Linked DNA regions of Homo sapiens: region 2 is linked to region 1. The links are chromatin contacts, found by POLR2A ChIA-PET in ENCODE. All regions are on one chromosome and are shown on one strand. The core of a region is the stretch at or near the end of the contact, and the rest is flanking DNA. Distances in the headings are between cores, read along the strand shown. Region 1 overlaps PPP6R2 (protein phosphatase 6 regulatory subunit 2). Region 2 overlaps PPP6R2 (protein phosphatase 6 regulatory subunit 2).

What was found. ChIA-PET counts read pairs that join two places held with the same protein, here RNA polymerase II (POLR2A).
Region 2: POLR2A ChIA-PET joins it to region 1 with 12 read pairs in activated B cell. The contact joins two enhancer-like sites. POLR2A ChIA-PET finds 5 or more read pairs at or near these places in 11 of 52 experiments (AG04450, GM12878, HEK293 and 7 more).

The regions. Positions count from the first base shown.
Region 1 is chr22:50,444,146-50,450,513 of GRCh38, reverse strand. PPP6R2 (protein phosphatase 6 regulatory subunit 2) reads right to left here. Exons shown (of 24, transcript NM_001242898.2): 24 at 5,424-6,315. The coding sequence ends at 6,267. It overlaps SBF1 (SET binding factor 1), which reads left to right. Exons shown (of 41, transcript NM_002972.4): 37 at 1,864-1,971; 38 at 2,070-2,281; 39 at 2,905-2,992; 40 at 3,061-3,192; 41 at 3,274-5,514. The coding sequence ends at 3,372. Among named protein-coding and RNA genes, the nearest start is that of SBF1, 28 kb to the left of the region's middle. RefSeq lists enhancers at 5,067-5,913, 6,292-6,368. Within about 2 kb of position 5,118, at least 12 of the 41 ENCODE cell types and tissues checked have a DNase peak (open chromatin) inside an H3K27ac peak, as active enhancers do.
Region 2 is chr22:50,373,799-50,380,166 of GRCh38, reverse strand. All of the region lies in intron 2 of PPP6R2 (protein phosphatase 6 regulatory subunit 2), which reads right to left. Among named protein-coding and RNA genes, the nearest start is that of MIR12114, 30 kb to the left of the region's middle. Within about 2 kb of position 3,891, at least 2 of the 41 ENCODE cell types and tissues checked have a DNase peak (open chromatin) inside an H3K27ac peak, as active enhancers do.

The DNA.
Region 1 (6,368 bases), core at 3,869-6,368:
AGTCTCACTTTGTCTCCCAGGCTGGAGTGCAGTGGCGCACTCTCGGCTCACTGCAGCCTCCACTTCCCATGTTCAAGCAATTCTCCTGCCTCAGCCTCCCGAGTAGCTGGGATTACAGGTGCCCGCCACCATGCCCAGCTAATTTTTGTATTTTTAGTAGAGACAGGGTTTTGCCATGTTTACCAGGCTGGTCTTGAACTCCTGACCTCAGGTTATCCACCCGCATTGGCCTCCCAAAGTGCTGGGATTACAGGTGTGAGCCACTGCTGCCGGCGTCAGGTCATAGCTTCTTAGTAGCTGTTCTCTGCCAGGCCTTGTGACATCTTGCTTTGCACATGGCAGCCTAATTTGGCCAACGACTCAAGGAGGGCTCTGTCTAGATTTCTAGAGCCCCTTTGCTGTGGTGCTCCCTCCCCTCTGTGGGCTGCCCTGCAGACCCAGCTGCACTAGCGCCCCTGGACGTCCCGTCTCTGCCTCCTCGGCTCAGCAAGCTCCCGTGTGTTGCTCTGGCCCTGCCTCCCTGCACTGTGGCTGGGCAGAAAACAGGTGACTGTGGGGCCCATCTTATGTGGTCCCATGTCTTAGGCTCCTGTCTCTCAAGCTGCACTGCTTGTCTGACATCTGGAAACAACGGCTTCCCCTTCTTGTCCAGTTTCATCATTTGCATATGGAGGGAGGGCTGTTCAGACTAATTATCTGTCATGGCTGGAAGTTGACAGTTGGCCTCGTGTTTCTCTTTTGAAGTCAGCCGTCAGTTTTATTGTTGCTCTTTCAAAGAGAGCATGTCTTTTTTTCTTCTGGCAGGTTTTGGGACTTTTCTCTTTGTTTTTCAGCAGTTTTTCTGTCCCATTTTGGGGTGTGTGTGTGTGTGTGTGTGTGTGTGTGTGTTTGTGTGTTTTGAGACAGAATCTCACTTTGCCGCCCAGGCTGGAGGGCAGTGGTGTGATCTCGGCTCACTGCAACTTCCGCCCCCTGAGTTTAAGTGATTCTCCTGCCTCAGCTTCCTGAGTAGTTGGGATTACTGGTGCCTGCCACTGCGTCCGGCTAATTTTTGTATTTTTAGTAGAGTTGGGGTTTCACCATCTTGGCCAGGCTGGTCTTGAACTCCTGACCTCGTGATCCACCCGCCTCGGCCACCCAAAGTGCTGGGATTACAGGCGTGAGCCACCGCGCCTGGCCCTAAAATCACTCTCTTGAATTTACTGTATGTTCTAACTCCTGTTTCATTTCAGGGTCTATTTTAATGTTTTTCTCCATTTTTCTGCTGTTCTTTTATTGTAAGCTGGACATTGTGGACCCTGCAGTGTTGAAGATCAGTATTGTGTGGTCTTTTTTTTTTTTGAGAAGCAGTTTTGCTCTTGTTGCCCATGCTGGTGTGCAGTGGCGCGTTCTCGGCTCACCGCAACCTCCGCCTCCCAGGTTCAAGCGATTCTCCTACAGGCGTGCGCCACCATGCTGGGCTAACTTTTTGTATTTTTAGTAGAGATGCGGTTTCTCCATGTTTGTCAGGCTGGTCTCAAACTCCTGACCTCAGGTGATCGGCCTCCCAAAGTGCTGGGATTACAGGCGTGAGCCACCACGCCTGGCCGGGGTGTGTGTTTTTAACTTACCCTGTTGGGGTCTGTAGTGCTTCTTGATTATGTTGTTTGATGCCTCTGGTTAGTTTGGGAAATTTTTCAACTGTTGTCTCCGAATATTCATTTTGCATATTCCTTCCCTCCCTCTTGCCACCTCCCCCTGTGGCCAGTCACACACGCGTTAGGCCTTTCCGTTGTGTCTCTTTCCTGTGTTTTCCTTTTGTCTTTTCGTGCTCTAGTCTGGATATTTCCTTTTGAATAAACTTGCCATTAATTCTTCCCCCAGGAGCTGCAGAGGCTGGAGACAGAGTTGGGCCAACCCGCTGAGCGCTGGAAGGACACCTGGGACCGGGTGAAGGCTGCACAGCGCCTCGAGGGCCGGCCAGACGGCCGTGTGAGTGAGGGCCAGTGTGAGCGTCCACGGTGGGCGTGTTGCTGGGAGAAAGTGGAGTCTGTCCAGCCCTGACCCAAGTCCCAACCTCCTGTTCCCAGGGCACCCCTAGCTCCCTCCTTGTGTCCACCGCACCCCACCACCGTCGCTCGCTGGGTGTGTACCTGCAGGAGGGGCCCGTGGGCTCCACCCTGAGCCTCAGCCTGGACAGCGACCAGAGTAGTGGCTCAACCACATCCGGCTCCCGTCAGGCTGCCCGCCGCAGCACCAGCACCCTGTACAGCCAGTTCCAGACAGCAGAGAGTGAGAACAGGTATGAGGGCACCTCCCACTGCCACATGGACACCTCTGAGCTGGTGTTCTGGGGTCCCAGGCAGTCCTCTGGTGGGAGATTGCGGGTGCTTTTGAGGAGCTTGCTTAAGTATACACCACCACTGGGAGGGGTTTGGGGTGTCGAACTGGTGACCACAGCTGACCACAGCCTGCAGTGGCTGAGGGAGGAGTAGAGAGAGGGCAGTGGTGGGGCCCCCGTGAGTCTGGAGTCTGGCAGGATCCATCCCAGGCAGCTGCTGCCGTGGCTGCTTCTACAGATCTACCTGCCTGGCCATCCCTCTCCTCGTAAGGGCGCCTGCCCTGTGTAGGGGGCTGCTTTCCCAAGACCCTGAGGCTCTGGTGTGGGGATGCTCCCTGGAGTCTGGAGGGTGTGAGGCGCCCTTCACTGTCTCCTTTCTGGGCGTCGTCTTCTTGGGCCTGCAGCCCCCCATCAAAGGCTTCTTTGTGGCCCCCTGGCCAGTGCTCTGGGCTTAGGTCAGTTCTGGGGACAGGGTGCCTGGTCTTACCTCCTGGGCTGGGACAGCAAGGGGGGGACGACTGCTGGGGCCTGGGCTTGGCTGGGCCATGACGGTCAGCCTGGCCCTGGTTCTGCTGGAAATGCAGGTCCTACGAGGGCACTCTGTACAAGAAGGGGGCCTTCATGAAGCCTTGGAAGGCCCGCTGGTTCGTGCTGGACAAGACCAAGCACCAGGTGAGTGATCAGGTGGTGGGGGGGACTCACGGGGGAGGGGGCTCCGCTGACTCTGTGGCCTCCTCCAGCTGCGCTACTACGACCACCGTGTGGACACAGAGTGCAAGGGTGTCATCGACTTGGCGGAGGTGGAGGCTGTGGCACCTGGCACGCCCACTATGGGTGCCCCTAAGACTGTGGACGAGAAGGCCTTCTTTGACGTGAGCCTTGGCCGGGGCTTGGGAGAGGGGAGGGGCTCTGCGGTGTGGGGGCTGCGGAGTCAGTAACCCGCCCTTCCCCAGGTGAAGACAACGCGTCGCGTTTACAACTTCTGTGCCCAGGACGTGCCCTCGGCCCAGCAGTGGGTGGACCGGATCCAGAGCTGCCTGTCGGACGCCTGAGCCTCCCAGCCCTGCCCGGCTGCTCTGCTTCCGGTCGTTACCGACCACTAGGGGTGGGCAGGGCCGCCCCGGCCATGTTTACAGCCCCGGCCCTCGACAGTATTGAGGCCCCGAGCCCCCAGCACTTGTGTGTACAGCCCCCGTCCCCGCCCCGCCCCGCCCGGCCGGCCCTAACTTATTTTGGCGTCACAGCTGAGCACCGTGCCGGGAGGTGGCCAAGGTACAGCCCGCAATGGGCCTGTAAATAGTCCGGCCCCGTCAGCGTGTGCTGGTCCAGCCAGCGGCTGCAGGCGAGTTTCTAGAACCAGAGTCTATATAAAGAGAGAACTAACGCCACGCTCCTGTGCCTGCCTTCCCCACTCCCCGGCTGCCTGCTCTCGGCCTACCCAGAGGGTCCCATCTGCCCCTATCCAGGCCCACCTGGCGGGAGGTTGGCATCTTTCTCGTGAGCCTCTCCTGGTGCCTGGGTCCACCCAGCTCGGCCTGCATGTCCCTGGGAGTGACTTTGCTCTGGGGGCGGATCGAGCAGGAGGCTTCACTGGGGACTTGCTTGATTCCCTCCACGCCTCAGGGCTGGTCTAGGGGCCGGCACGGCTGGAGAGGAAGCCCCCATCCCTACCCAGGGGATGCAGAAGCTGACCTCACAGAGGCTTGGGGGTGAAAGGGTGGGTGGTCATTTGACCCCAGAAGGCTGTTGCAGGTCCAGAGGACACTTGAGGTGGACGTCAGTTTCTGGCTAGACCCGAGCTGAAGGGATGGAGGCCGGAGGCGGGGGGGGGGGGGGGACAGTGGGCTCCCAGGGGAATGCAGGTTGACCACATCTGGCTCCTGCCAGGCAACGAGCAGCATCTGGCAGAGTAAGGGGCCAACGCCCATGGGGGATGGACCCTCTCAGTTCTTGGGAATTCTGCCCCAAAAGTCCTTTCCCTGGGGTCTCAGAGGGCCCCCGTCCTTCCCTTCTTGGTGTCACTGTGGCCCCTCACTGCTCTTTTCCTATTCAAACCTGAGTCCCACCAGGCCCAGGGCTTCACCTGCTGAGCTGTTGTGTCCTTGCCTGTGACGAGGCCTGGCCAGGGGTGCAGGAGCAGAAGGTGGGGAGGGTTATAGACGCTGCAAAGGCCAAGAGAACATCTGAGAGTGGCAGCTGGTGACCTGGCCAGAGGGGCTGGTGAGGGGCAGAGAACCTGGCTAGAGGCTGGGTCCCTCAGGTGGTCCTCTCAGGTGGGAGGCGAGCAGCAGGTGTGGGTGAGGGGAAGGTTCTGATGACAGCTGCAGAGGCAGGGCCCAGTGCTGGCAGGTGGGGGGCCAAGACCCTCCCCTGGTGGGACGTTGAAGCCAAGGATGGCCTTGGACCCTGTCAGGCCCAGCATGGTCCCGCCACCTCCCCCACCCCACAGGTGGTGTTGGGACACCTGGGCGAGATGTGAGGGTGGGCTCACTTGAGCCACTGAAACCAGCCAGGTCTTCCCTCAGGCCGGACAGATGGCGCCTGACCGAAGTTCCTGGCACCTGGAAAACCCACAGGTCAGAGTAAGGGGAGAAAGGACCCTGCCCTCCCTGTTCCACGTCTGTGGGGGGAGAGGACAAATGCCAGGCACAGGGTAGGCGGCGAGAACAAGGCACTCAATGTGTAGCTGGGGCAGAGACTCGGCCTCTGGGGAGCTGAGCGGGTTCCCTCCACCCCCAACCGTGGTGGAAAGACAAGCTCGCTGGGGCGGGGTGGGGGTCTGGTCTCCACCTGCCCCTCCCACTCAGCCACTGAGGACAAGGTGGGGCCCAGGCTTCTGGGAGGGGGAGCTGGCACAAAAGGAAGTCCTGGGGTTGATGTGTTTGAGCGTTAGGCGAAGTGGTTCCCCCCATCCCCCAAACGGAAAAATGTCAGTATTTGCTAAGCTGTAGAGACCTGATGCCGTGATGTGGCCTGTTCCGCCTCCACCCATTACACGGGGATAACGCTGGGGGGTGGCGGGCCCACAAAAGAGGTGCTGGAGGAGACTCTCCCACCCCTGGCCGGGCCGGGGCTTTGGGGCCGGAAGGTTCACAGTACGCGGTTTGTCCGAACGTCACGGCTTTTATTGGGAGTTGGGGGTTTGGGGTGCCCTGTCAGGTGATCAGAACATTAAAAATGGACTCAACGTAAAATAATCTTCTGGACCCTTCTAGGACGACATGGCCGTGACCGGTAGTGCTAGAAACCAGTCTTCGAGCCCCTAGTGCCACACCATGTCCCCCCACCTGCATACCTGTGGTCTCCCCCTGCCAGGCACCCTGTGCTGGGCACAGGGACATCCCTGCCAGGCCTAGAGGGCCTTGTGTTTTTAAGGCAGTCAAATCTTGCAGCCTGGTTCAGTGCCAGCTCCAAGGGCTATTGGGTAGCTGCAAGGGTCAATTATGCATTCCTGTGAGTCAGGTTTTTCCAACCCAGGCCCTTGACTCTGCCCTGAGCTTGCAGCTGGATACAAAGTGCAAAAAAGCTTGGCTCCTTCTGTATTCTTTAAAAACAAAACAACAACAAAAAAAAAACTGTAAAAACAGCCTCCATGTCCACGCCCTTCCTGGCCCATCAGGTCCTGGTGGCATCTCAGGGTCCTGCCCCCCCCACCCCCACCCCCACCCCGGCTCCTGCAGGCCGACCTTATTGCTGTGCTCTGGGCTTGGGGGCGGCTGAGGTGCCCCTCTGTCCTCCAGCAGGGCACGAGTGACCTGAGAGGCCCACTCAGGCAGAAGAGACGCAAGCTGGGCCGTCCAACTGGTTTCAACTGCCAGCTTTACCAATGCAGCATTTATTTTAAAATTAAATTAAATTAAAAAAAAAAAAGATTGCATCACCAGGTAGTTTTCTCGATTAAGGAGGCAGCCTGACCAGGGTGGGCCGTGGCCGGGCGGCAGCAGCATCACACTGGGCCATTTAAGGCAGCTCCTTCTGGCGGGGCATCTGTCTTCCTGCAGGAATGGGGTGGGGTTGGAACCGTGCGGGCTGCGGGCCCTGTCCACAC
Region 2 (6,368 bases), core at 2,642-5,141, 69 kb after region 1:
GCTTCCCTTTGGCTCCCCTTGAACTTTTGCCATGAGCGGAAGCAGCCTGAAACTCTTACCAGAACCAGAACTGTGTCAAACCTCTTTTCCTTATAAATTACCCACCCTCTGGTATTCCTTTATAGCAACACAAATGGACTAAGACACAGCTACTACAAAGACTGGAATGTTTTAACTTCATTTACTCTCCTTCATGACTTATTTGTTACTATTTTCATGTATTATGAAATTCTACCTTGATTTTACCCCATAGATATTATTATATTACTAAACAATTAGTGGGGTTTTTTGGAGGGGACAGGGTTTCGGTCTGCCACCCAGGCTGGAGTATGGTGGTGTGATCACGGCAATGTCAACTTCCAAGGCTCACGTGATCCTCCCATCTCAGCCTCCTAAGTATCTGGGACTACAGGAATGTGCCACCATGCCCAGCTAATTTTTTTATTATTTGTAGAGACAAGGTCTCCCTATGTGGCCCAGGCTGGTCTCAAACTCCTGGGCTCAAGTGACCCTCCCAAAGTGCTGGAATTACAGGCAGGAGCCACTGCACCCCTCCAATGCTAATTTGAATTTGCTCACATATTTGCTTTGCATTCTTTTTTGAATCTCAGTTCTTCCATTTAGGATCACTGTTTTCTGCCTAAAGTCCATTCTATCTTTTATTTTACTTTGATACGGGGTCTCACTCTGTCACCCAGGCTAGAGTGCAGTGGTGTGATCTTAACTTACTACAGCCTCCACCTCCAGGCTCAAGTGATACTCCCACCTCAGCCTCCCAAGTAGCTGGAACTACAGGCATGCACCACCGCTCCCGGCTAATTTTTTTATTTTTTTGTAGAGACGGGGTTTCACCACATCACCCAGGCTGGTCTCAAGCTTCTGGACTCAAGCAATCCACCCTTCTTAGCCTCTCAAAGTGCTGGGATTACAGGCATGAATCACTGTGCCTGGCCCCTATTCTTGAGAATTGTATTTAGTAAAGGACTGTGTCTTAGCCTGTTTCTGCTGCTATAACAAAATATCTTAGACTGGGTAATTTATAAACAACAGAAAATTATTTCTCACAGCTCTGGGAGATGGGAAATCCAAAACCAAGGCAGCAGCAGATTCAGTGTGTGATGAGGACCTAATTTTCACAGATGGTGCCTCCACTGTGTCCTCACATGGCAAAAGGGACTAACAGACTCCCTCAAGCCCTTCTACAAGGCACTAATCCCATTCATGAGAGTGGAGCCCTCACGGCCTCATCATATTCTAGGCCTCACCTTTTTTTTTTTTTTTTTAATTGGGACAGGGTTTAATTCTGTTGCTCAGGCAGGAGTGCAGCAGTGCAATCATGGCTCACTGCAGTCTCAATCTCCTGGGCTCGAGTGATCCTCCTGCCTCAGCCACCCAAGTAGGTGGGTCTACAGGCATGCCCCACCAGGCCCAGCTAATTTTTTTTTTTTTTGTAGAGATGGGGTTTCACCATGTTGCTCAGGCTGGTAAGCCCCACCTCTTAAAACTATTGCATTGGGGATTAAGTTTCAATATGAATTCTGGAGGGACATAAACATTCAACTACAGTAGATAATTTTTTTTTTTCAGAGTTTTGCTCTTGTTGCCCAGGCTGGAGTGCAATGGCGCCATCTCAGCTCACCACAACCTCCACCTCCCAGGTTCAAGCAGTTCTCCTGCCTCAGCCTCCCAAGTAGCTGGGATTACAGGCATGCACCACCACGTCTGGCTAATTTTGTATTTTTAGTAGAGATGGGGTTTCTCCACGCTGGTCAGGCTGGTCTCGAACTCCCCACCTCAGGTGATCCACCTGCCTCAGCCTCCCAAAGTGCTGGGATTACAGGGTGACCCACCGCACCCAGCCTACAGCAGATAATTTTTTTGAAAGATAATTTTTCCTGATATAAAGTTAGAAGTCAGGAATTGTTTTACTTTCAGCACAATGAAAATATTACTCCACTGGCTTCTGGTTTCCATTGTGGCACTTAAGAAGTCAGCCATCATTCTTACTGCTGCTCAGATAAAGTTGATCTGTGTTTTTCGTTTATTTTAAGAACACTCTTTGGTGCTTTGTAGTTTTACTCTCCTTTGGCTAGCTATAAATTTTATTTTTATTTATCCTGCTTACCATTCATTTGTCTTCTCAAATCTGTAGACTTCTTTTATTTTGAGACGGAGTCTTGCTCTGTCACCCAGGCTGGAGCGCTCAAGCTCAGCTCACTGCAACCTCCGCCTTCTGGGGTCAAGCAATTCTCCTACCTCAGCCTCGTGAGTAGCTGGGATTACAGGTGCGTGCCACCACGCTGAGCTACTTTTTGTGTTTTTAGTAGAGACAGGGTTTCACCATGCTGGCCAGGCTGGTCTGGAACTCTTGACCTTGTGATCCTCCCGCCTCAGCCTCCCAAAGTACTGGGATTACAGGCGTCAGCCACCGCGCCTGGCCTAAATCTGTAGACTTCTTTCACCAATTCTGAGAAATTTTAGTCTTTATCTTTTCTAATAATAAATCTGCCTCATTCTCTCTTTTCTCTTTACAGAACATTAAGTAAACATCCATTAGACATTTGCCCTCGATGTCCCATGTTCTGGCCTATGTTTCCCATCATTTTCTCTGTGCTTCATTCTGGGTAATTCCTTCTGACCTGTTTTCTGGTTCACTGATTTTCACTTCACTGTATATATTTTGTTATTAAACCTGTACACACTGAATTATTATTATTATTATTGAGAGAGGGTCTTGTTCTGTCACCCAGGCTGCAGTGCACTTGCACAATGATGGCTTGACCTCCTGGGCTCGAGTGATCTTCCCACCTCAGCCTCCCAAGTAGCTGGGACTACAGGTGTGCACCACCACGCCTGGCTAATTTTAAAAATTCTTTGTAGAGACAGGTTTTCACCATGTTGCCCAGGCTGGTCTTGAACTTCTGGGCTCAAGTGATCTCCCTACCTCTACCTCCCAAAGTACTGGGATTACAAGCATGAGCCACCTCACCTGGCCTGAATTTGTGATACTGAATATTTTATTCTTTATTTCTAGAAGTTCTACATGGTCCTTTTTCAAATATTCTATATCACCTTTTACTGTTTCTTACAAATATTTTTATGTTGTTAAATATTTATTTCTTTTTATTTTTTATTTTTTTGAGACGGAGTCTCGCTCTGTTGCCCAGGCTGGAGGGCAGTGGTGTGATCTTGGCTCACTGCAAGCTCCGCCTCCTGGGTTCACGCCATTCTCCTGTCTCAGCCTCCCGAGTAGCTGGGACTACAGGCGCCTGCCACCGCGCCCGGCTAATTTTTTGTATTTTTAGTAGACACGGGGTTTCACCATGGTCTCCATCTCCTGACCTTGTGATCTGCCCGCCTCGGCCTCCCAAACTGCTGGGATTACAGGCGTGAGCCACTGCACCCAGCCAAATATTTATTTCTTTAAAAATAAGAAGCACACTCAGCCAGCATGCTAGATCACGCCTGTAATTCCAGTACTTTAGGAGGCCGAGGTGGGCAGATTGCTTAAAGCCAGGAATTCAAGACCAGCCTGGGCAACACGGCAAAAACCTGTTTTTACAAAAAATACAAAGAATTAGCCAGGTGTGGTGGTGTGTGCCTGTAGTCCCAGCCACTCAGAAGGCTGAGACAGAAGGATCACTTGAGCCCAGGAGGCGGAAGTTGCAGTGAGCCAAGATCACGCCACTGTACTCCAACTCCAGCCTAGGCGACAGAGTAAGACCTTCTCACACACATACAAAAAGTACACTTTTTTTATAGTCTGTTTCTAACAATTCCAATACCTGAAGTCTTTGAGGAAGTGTTTCTACTGGTTTTCCTGTTTTCATTTTCTGGGGGTTTTTTTGAGACAAGGTTTCACTTTGTCACCCAGGCTGGAGTGCAGCGGTGCAATCATAGCTCACAGCAGCCTCAAACTCATGGACTCAAGCCATCCTCCTGCCTCAGCCTCCCAATATGCTGGGGTTACAGGCATGAGCCACCACACCTGAACTGTACTGGTTTTAACTCAGAGTGGCTTATTTGCTTGTGTGCTTAGTCATTTTTGTCTGTGTACTATTAATCACTGTCTTTAAAAAATATCTGCAGGCGGATCACCTGAGGTCAGGAGTTCAAGACCAGCCTGGCCAACACAGTGAAACCCCGTCCTTACTAAAAATACAAAAATTAGCCGGACACACGCCTATAGTCCCAGCTACTTGCAAGGCTGAGGTAGGAGAATCGCTTCAACCTGGGAGGCAGAGGTTGCAGTGAACCGAGATTGTGCTACTGCACTTCAGCCTGGGATACAAAGCAAGACTCCATCTCAAAAAAAAAAAAAAAAAAAAAAAAAATCTGCAGGGATTCTTTGTATCTTAGGATGAAGGTAACTTCTTCCAGAGAGGTTTTATCTTTGTTCCTGTCAGATGACAAGCTAGAAACACCTTGAATTAAATTCATGCCCGATTTCCCTGAACTACCAGGCAATGTAACTGGGCTAAAAATCCTCACAAAGGCCAATACAGAGCTACAATTCTCAGGAACAGGTTTTTTTCCCTTTTCATCTTTTTGTGCTACATTTAGTAAAAAGACAACCAGATGAGGGCAAGGAACGGTGTGAGGCACATGTGCCTCTAGTCTGCCCTCACACCTTGAGGATAGAGCCCTTCAGAGTTCCATCGGTGTGGGGAGGGTCTCCTTTAGGCTATTTACCTTGAGAGGAATCGAGCTTAACTACTGTTCTTTTCACAAATCCTCTAAACTCAAAGCCCCACTTTGTCCACATGAGCAAATGCCCTCAGGACAAAAGCAGACCCCATTCTATGGTGTTTAAATTACCTTTCTGCGTTATTTTCAGTTAGATTTTGATCCAAAAGTTTCCTGCTTTTTTGTCAGTTCTTTTATTTATGTTTTTTCATCTAACAATTGTGGCTGTTTTTCTGGGGTGGAGGGTGGGGGAGTAGAAGGTAGTCTAACCTAGCCTAACATTCTCAGAAACATAAAACCTTGCCATTTTTCTTGCAAAATTTATTTGATAACACGATTCTATAATAAAACATACATGCTCTCGTCGCTTTGAGGAATTATTCTACTCTCTACTGGCTTCCATTCATGCTGCTGAGACATCTGTTGTCAACCTAGCTAATGTTCCATTTTAGGTAATCTATCTTTTAACTTTACCTTAACACCTTCTTTTTGTCTTTGGTGCTATACGATTTCAGTGTATGGGTGTGGGTTTGTTTTTTTCTTTTTCTCTTTTTTTTTTTTTTTTTTTTGAGACAGAGTCTCGCTCTCGCCCAGGCTGGAGCGCAGTAGCGTGATCTTGGCTCACTGCAACATCCATCTCCCACGTTCAAGCAATTCTCCTGCCTCAGCCTCCTGAGTAGCTGGGAATACAGGCGCGCACCACCACGCCCGGCTAATTTTTGTATTTTTAGTAGACACGGGGTTTCACCGTATTAGCAAAGATGGTCTCAATCTCCTGACCTTATGATCCGCCCACCTTGGCCTCCCAAAGTGCTGGGATTACAGGCGTGAACTACTGCACCTGGCTGGGTTTGTTTTTTTCTAAAAATATTGATTGGGACATATTGTGATTCCTAAACCTATGGATTTAGGTCTTTTATTAGTTTCTGAAAGTTCAAAGCTATTAATACTTCGAATAATACATCTCTTCAATATTCCTGATTTTTTCATTCTAGAATTCCAGCTACATATTTACTACCATCACTGATCTCTCAGGGCTGCACTTTGGATAATGTCTTTCACTGTGTTTCACTTTACCAATTCCATCTGCATCTGTGTTTAATCTGTTTAATCCATATGTTGAATTTTGGTGGGTTTCTTTTTTTTGAGACAGGGTCTGGCTCTGTCACCCAGGCTGGAGGGCAGCGGCACGATCTTGTCTCGCTGCAACCTCCACCTTTCAGACTCAAGCCATCCATCCGCCCAGCTGGGTCATCTTAATTTTTAACGCATCAGAGTGCTCACAGAAATTATATTTGGCCAAGCGTGGTAACTCACACCTATAATCTCGGCACTTTGGGAGGCCAAGGCAGGAGGATCACTTCGGCCCAGGAGTTCAAGACCAGTCTGGACAACACAGTGAGACCCCATCTCTAAAAAAATTGTTTTTAAATTAGCCATGGTGGGCTGGGTGCGGTGGCTCACGCCTATAATAATCCCAGTAATTTGGGAGGCTGAGGTGGGTGGATTGCTTGAGGTCAGGAATTCAAGACCAGCCTGACCAACGTGGTGAAACCCCGTCACTACTAAAAACACAAAAATCAGCCAGGCATGGTGGCTGGTGCCTGTAATCCCAGCTATTCGGGAGGCTGACGCAGGAAATTCGCTTGAACCCAGGAGGCGGAGGTTGCAGTGAGTCAAGG